2 separate regions of the Homo sapiens genome follow, and region 2 is linked to region 1. A link is a loop called in an ENCODE intact Hi-C map of the cell type or tissue named here. Cell type or tissue: Calu3. All regions are shown on one strand. Each heading gives the region's core, and the rest is flanking DNA. Links, peaks and the distances in the headings are about the cores only. Region 1 overlaps C10orf126 (chromosome 10 open reading frame 126). Region 2 has its middle 82 kb from the start of C10orf126.

The links. A loop is a pair of places that touch in the nucleus more often than their neighbours do. Peaks named below come from ENCODE experiments on the same cell type or tissue, not always from the same donor. Only the 100,000 strongest peaks of a DNase experiment are listed, where the experiment ranks them.
Region 2: it touches region 1 in a loop (5-fold over the local background); 6 of 110 quality-filtered maps call a loop at or near these places.

Annotation. Positions count from the first base shown.
Region 1 is chr10:28,873,846-28,876,767 of GRCh38, reverse strand. All of the region lies in intron 4 of C10orf126 (chromosome 10 open reading frame 126), which reads right to left. It also overlaps the pseudogene RNA5SP308. Among named protein-coding and RNA genes, the nearest start is that of C10orf126, 29 kb to the right of the region's middle. In Calu3, for the core only: no CTCF peak of the experiment used is centred there; a DNase peak (open chromatin) is centred at 1,047.
Region 2 is chr10:28,927,124-28,930,045 of GRCh38, reverse strand. No RefSeq gene overlaps it. Among named protein-coding and RNA genes, the nearest start is that of C10orf126, 82 kb to the right of the region's middle. In Calu3, for the core only: no CTCF peak of the experiment used is centred there; a DNase peak (open chromatin) is centred at 1,335.

The DNA.
Region 1 (2,922 bases), core at 108-2,607:
CGGAAATAATAACTCAAAATCAGTATGTTAGTCGGTCAAAGCATTGTTAATCCAATAGCAAATGTCTTGACTTTTTAGATTACAGGCAACTAGGGAAATACTTATAATAGTTAAGGTTTTTTTAAAAACAAACAAACAAATCTTCCATGAAGTCTATATGAATTATTTTTTTTTGTTGCTTTACAGAGCAAAAATTGTCTTAAATCTTCTCGATTTAAAAAAAAAATCAAAGTGATGCTTCCTTGTTAGCTTGCAAAACCCAGAAAATGATACTGTCGGAAAACACTAGTGATTTAATTAGCTATTAAATAGACAACTTCCTTTCACCCTCTCGATTCATAGCTCCCATGGGAGAATTTATTAACTTTAGTGGCTAAGTTCACATTAATTAAGCCTAACTGCCCTTGACCAGTTAAATAGCTAATCTGTAAAAATGTAGCTGATTTTGGATGTGTGTGTGTATAAAATTATTGATAATTTTTTATGTATTTTAATATCGCCATTGCTTCAGGATACTGCTTTACAAGCATGCATCATTAGAAGATAAATCCATAATGATAAAGCATTTCCATTCACACATGCGATCTTTCGCATCAGCCTTGTAAATTTCAGCATTGCCCCCGAACATTTCTTCACGTGTTTTCCAAAGCTAAGTCTCTGGAATCCCTGACTTTAAACTGTTGAGTAAGTTCAAGTTGAGTTTCATGCTGGCAAAGAGAGTGCCTAACTACAAAGAAATACCTACCGTGTAATCGCTGTTTCATGTCCGCTCGGACCGCCCATTCTGTTTCATTATTGCTCTTTCAGCCACCTCCAGGCCGAACACTCAGACAAAATCACTCTGGCAACTTGTGAATGCCTTCTGCTCATGTAGGATGGCTGTTTTGCCCCCTGTGCTTTCTTTACTGAGCTGTTTAATAAACAGCAGGGTAGCTGGGAATTTCTTGGAAGGAGCCTGGCAGGGAGAGGGCACCGTGGTGCCGACTTTCCAGGCTGACTCGCCGTTGCATTTGCAAACCTGGGGCTCCCCAGCCATCCCCACAGAGCTGCTGAATAGGTTGCTAAGGGCTTGGCAATGTTCTGCACAGCCACTGCTGATACTAAAGAGGCCGCAACAGGCTGGATCCCAGAAGAAAGGAACTGCTAACAGGTTGAGTCACCATGAATGCGGGACTCCTTCGTTTAATAATCTCAGACAATTCTTTCTGGGCTTAAACGCCCCACAGTCCTGTGACAATGTCCCAGAGATTCAAAGGTAAGTTACCTGATGCCTTCAGAACACATTTCCTTTTATTCACAGGATAGTAAAGCTTCTCCCTCATGCATATTCACTGGGGTTTTTTTTGTTTTGTTTTGTTTTGTTTTGTTTTGACGGAGTCTCACTCTGTCACCCAGGCTGGAGAACAATGGCACGATCTCTGCTCACTGCAACATCCATCTCCCAGGTTCAAGTGATTCTCCTGCCTCAGCCTCCCCAGTAGCTGGGACTACAGGTGCCTGCCACCACGCCTGGCTAATTTTTGTATTTTTAGTAGAGACAGGGTTTCGCCATGTGGTCAAGGCTGGTCTCGAATCCCTGACCTCAGGTGATCCTCCTGCCTCGGCCTCCCAAAGTGCTGGGATTACAGGCATAAGCCACTGTGCCACATATTCACTGTTAACCAGCCCTCTTCATTCATGGCATCTGGCCTTAAACAAGGGAATGAAAGTTTTTTGTTTTTGTTTTTGTTTTTACATCAAAAAGGGAGGGGAATAGATGAGAAGGAACATTAATATCAGCTTAACTGACCTGAAACAGCAAGTGCAAAGTTGAGGGGGATGTTGGGGTCCAAAGGTGTGTGGAGGTTCAGCAGGCAATCTTTCCCCCCCCACACACATCCTCCAAGTAGGGGAAGTGGAGATCGGAAGGAGACATTGCTCTTATTTTGGTTGTTAACTGGACACAGGTATGTAGTCATGCCTCGATGACAGTCACAAAGTCCTGGACAAGGTAACATTGGAGTCCAGAATAGATGCCCATTTTATTTCCACCTGCTATAGAATGCTGAGCGCTTAGGAAACAGGAGAGCTTTTGTAGTAGTATTTATCTCCACCCATCTCATTTTTCTGTCACTCTAGGGTGGTTGAACCATGGCATTATGTTCTCTATCTCATTCCTACTATGGGATGAGGCAATGCTTGACAGAGAAAAACTGGGATTTGGACAAGATCTATTCAATGTCCCTGCACATTGTGTAGAAGCTAGAATTGATGGTGCAAATATTACATCTTGAAGATAATGCACCTGATCTCATCCAAACTCAGAAGCTAAGCAGGTTTGGGCCTGGTTAGTATTTGGATGGGAGACCACCTGGAAATACTGGGTGCTGTAGGCTTGGCCGGGCACAGTGGCTGATATGGTTTGGCTGTGTCCCTACCCAAATCCCATCTTCAATTGTAGTTCTCATCATCCCCACATGTCATGGGAGGGACCTGATGGGAGGTAATTGAATAATGGGGATGGGTTTTTCTCATACTGTTCTTGTGATAGTGAACAAGTCTCATGAGATCTGATGGTTTTATAAAGGGGAGTTCCCCTGCACCCCCTCTCCTGCCTGCTGCCATGTAAGACATGACTTTGCTCCTCTTTCACCTTCCCCCATGATTATGAGGCCTCCCCAGCCATGTGGAGCTGTGAGTCCATTAAACCTCTTTTTTTTCCTGTGAATTACCCAGTCTCAGGTATTTCTTCATAGCAGTATGAAAAAGGATTAGTACAGTGGCCCATGCCTGTCGTCCCAGCTACTGTCATCTCAGCCTGAGGATCACTTGAGACTAGGGGATCATTTGAGCCCAGGAGGTCGAGGCCAGCCTGCACAACACAGGGAAACTTCCTTTCAAGAAGTAATAATTAACTTAAAATTTAAAAGGTGAGACTGCTCC
Region 2 (2,922 bases), core at 301-2,800, 53 kb before region 1:
CCATTGCGCCCAGATCAAGAGCACAGGAAATAGAAAGCACTGAGCTTTGGGAATTCTAAACAAGTGGCATCAAGATCCTGAAGCATTTCTTCAGGAGAAGAAACATGTAACTGGGGATGAAATATGGCTTTACTTGTATGATCCTGAAGACAAAGCACAATCAAAGCAATGGCTACCAAGAGGTAGGAAATGGTCCAGTCAAAACAAACATGGACCAGTCAAAAGCAAAGGTCATGGCACCAGTTTTTTGGGATGCTCAAGGTATTTTGTTTATTGACTTTCTGGAGGGCCAAAGAACAATAACATCTGCTTATTATAACAGGGTTTTGAGAAAGTTAATCAAAGCATTAGCAGAAAAACACCCAGGAAAGCTTCACCAGAGAGTCCTTCTGCACCACGACAATGCTCCTGCTCATTCTTCTCATCAAACAAGGGCAATTTTGTGAAAGTTTTTATGGGAAATCATTAGGCATCCACCTTACAGTGTTGATTTCAGTCCTTCTGATTTATTTTTGTTTCCCAATCTTAAAAAATCTCTAAAGAACACTCATTTTTCTTGGTTTATAATGTAAAAATGATTGTATTGACATGGTTAAATTCCCAGGACCCTCATTTCTTTAGGAATGGACTAAATGGCTGATATCATCACTTATACAAGTATCTGAAACTTGAAGAGCTTATGTAGAGAAATAAAGTTTATATTTTTAACATTTATCTTTTCATTCTATTTTCCATGAGCTTTTTAAGTCCCCTTGTAAGAGAAAAATTTGTTTTGAGGATTGAAAATATTTTGATTTCTAAGTGACACCAGGGTAAACTTTTCTACCTGTAATCCTCAAACCACTATAATTATGACTAATAAATATAATAGTAATTCTTATGATACCCAATGGAAAAAAAATATCTTTTATGACCTTGTCTACCTCTAGGCTAAAACACTCTATCTCCATGTTCTAGGTTTCTTCAAAGGCTGGTTCCCTAGCCACCTCCCCTCTCTCCTTCTACTTCCATACGCCAGCAAGTCATTTACCTGAAACTTCTCTCACCAATGACTTCTTAATTGCCCAATGCAACAGCTTCTTTTCCTACTTGACATTCTGCATCGTGGTATATCAGGAGAGTATCCTGTGGATAAATAAACAGGCTTCAGGAGCAGTAAGACCTTGAATCCAGGATCTACTCTTATGAGCACTGTGATATGAAGTCTTGGAAATCTAGGTTTCCTCATCAGGAAATGAAGATAATATGAGCTCCTATGTCATGGGTTTCTCATGATGATTAAATAGAATAATATGTGTAAACAGTCTGACAGTGCTTGGCACAAGGCCAGCTCTCAATGTTTGGTTATTGATTTTAGTATTGAGCTGGGTGTGGTTCATGCCTGTGATCCCAGCACTTTGGGAGGCCAAGGCAGGAAGATCACTTGAGGCCAGCCGGGACAACATAGAGAGACCTCATCTCTACAAAAAATTAAAACGTTAGCCAACCATGGTGGCACATGCCTATAGTCTCAGCTACTCAGGAGGCTAAGACAAGAGACTCACTTAAGCCCAGGAGTTCAAGGATACGGTGAGCCATGATTGCACCATGCACTCCAGCCTGAGTAACAGAGCAAGACCCTGTCTCTTAAAATATAAAAATCATAATTTTTTTAAAAAAGATATTAGTATTCGTGGTGGTGATCACTGTTTTCTTCTTCACACTGTCTTCTCCCCTTATTTGGTTTCTATGATACATAATTTCCTGGTATTCATTTAAAAAATTTGACGATATTCTCACTTAATGCACCAAACCTCCAAATCTCCCTCTCCTGTGTTCCCACATTAGTTCAGAGGCACACCATTTCTCACCTGGACTGTTACAACAGTCTTTGAGAAACATTCCCCATAATGGAATCTTTGCTCACTCCAGTCCATGCTCCACACGCATACATAATTCAGAAGCAAAAAACTCTTTAAAAACCTTCAAACATGGCCCTCTCCTGATCCAAACATTTTACAGCCTTCCTGGAAGTAAAGTGACCACAGTTCCCTTGGTAACCCTCTCCTTGGAAGAGCATCCCTGGAGACTCCCTTCAATTTGTTACCCTAAATGTTACCTAAGCCTCCTCCCTGGATTTCATCCTAATTTTCCTCTGTTTAGCAAAAATGTCTTCCCAACCCCCAGGCCATAAGCCAGTAGTGGTCTGTGGCCTTTTAGGAGCCAGGTCACACAGGAGGAGGTGAGCAGTCGGTGAGCTAGCATTACCGCCTGAGCTCCGCCTCCTGTCAGATCAGTGGTGGCATTAGATTCTCATAGGAGCACAAACCCTGCTGTGACCTATGCATGCGAGGGATCTAGGGTGCACGCTTCTTATGAGAATCTAACACCCGATGATGTGAGGTGGAACAGCTTCATCCCGAAACCATCCCCCCAACCCTACCCCTGTCCTGGGTCTGTGGAAAAATTGTATTCCACAAAACAGTTCTCTGGTGCCAAAAAGGTTGGGGACTGCTGGTCTACACCACTTGTGGCTTTGGTTGGTAAAACGCTTTTAATTTTGTTTAAGATAAAGTTATTTTATGAGTTAGGAAATTTTCAGCTACAAGTAACAGAAAAAAACCACCAGTTCAACTGGCTTGAACCAATAAGAGGTCATATTATGTTCTGTATCGAGAAGTCTGAAAATTGAGTGGCTTTTCAAGGTTTGTTAATCCAGTGGTTCAACCATGTCATCAGGGACCTGAGTTCTTTGCATGCTTCTATTCCGTCATCTTCAGAATGCCTGTTTGATCCTGATGGTTTCAAGAAATCACAACCTGACATGGCACTACCCAGTGGGCAGTATGCGGTCCCAACCAGCCATGAGTCAAGCATCTTTATCTCCATTTCATAAATAAAAAAAATACAGGCTCAGATAGGTTAAGTGACTTGCCCCAGGTC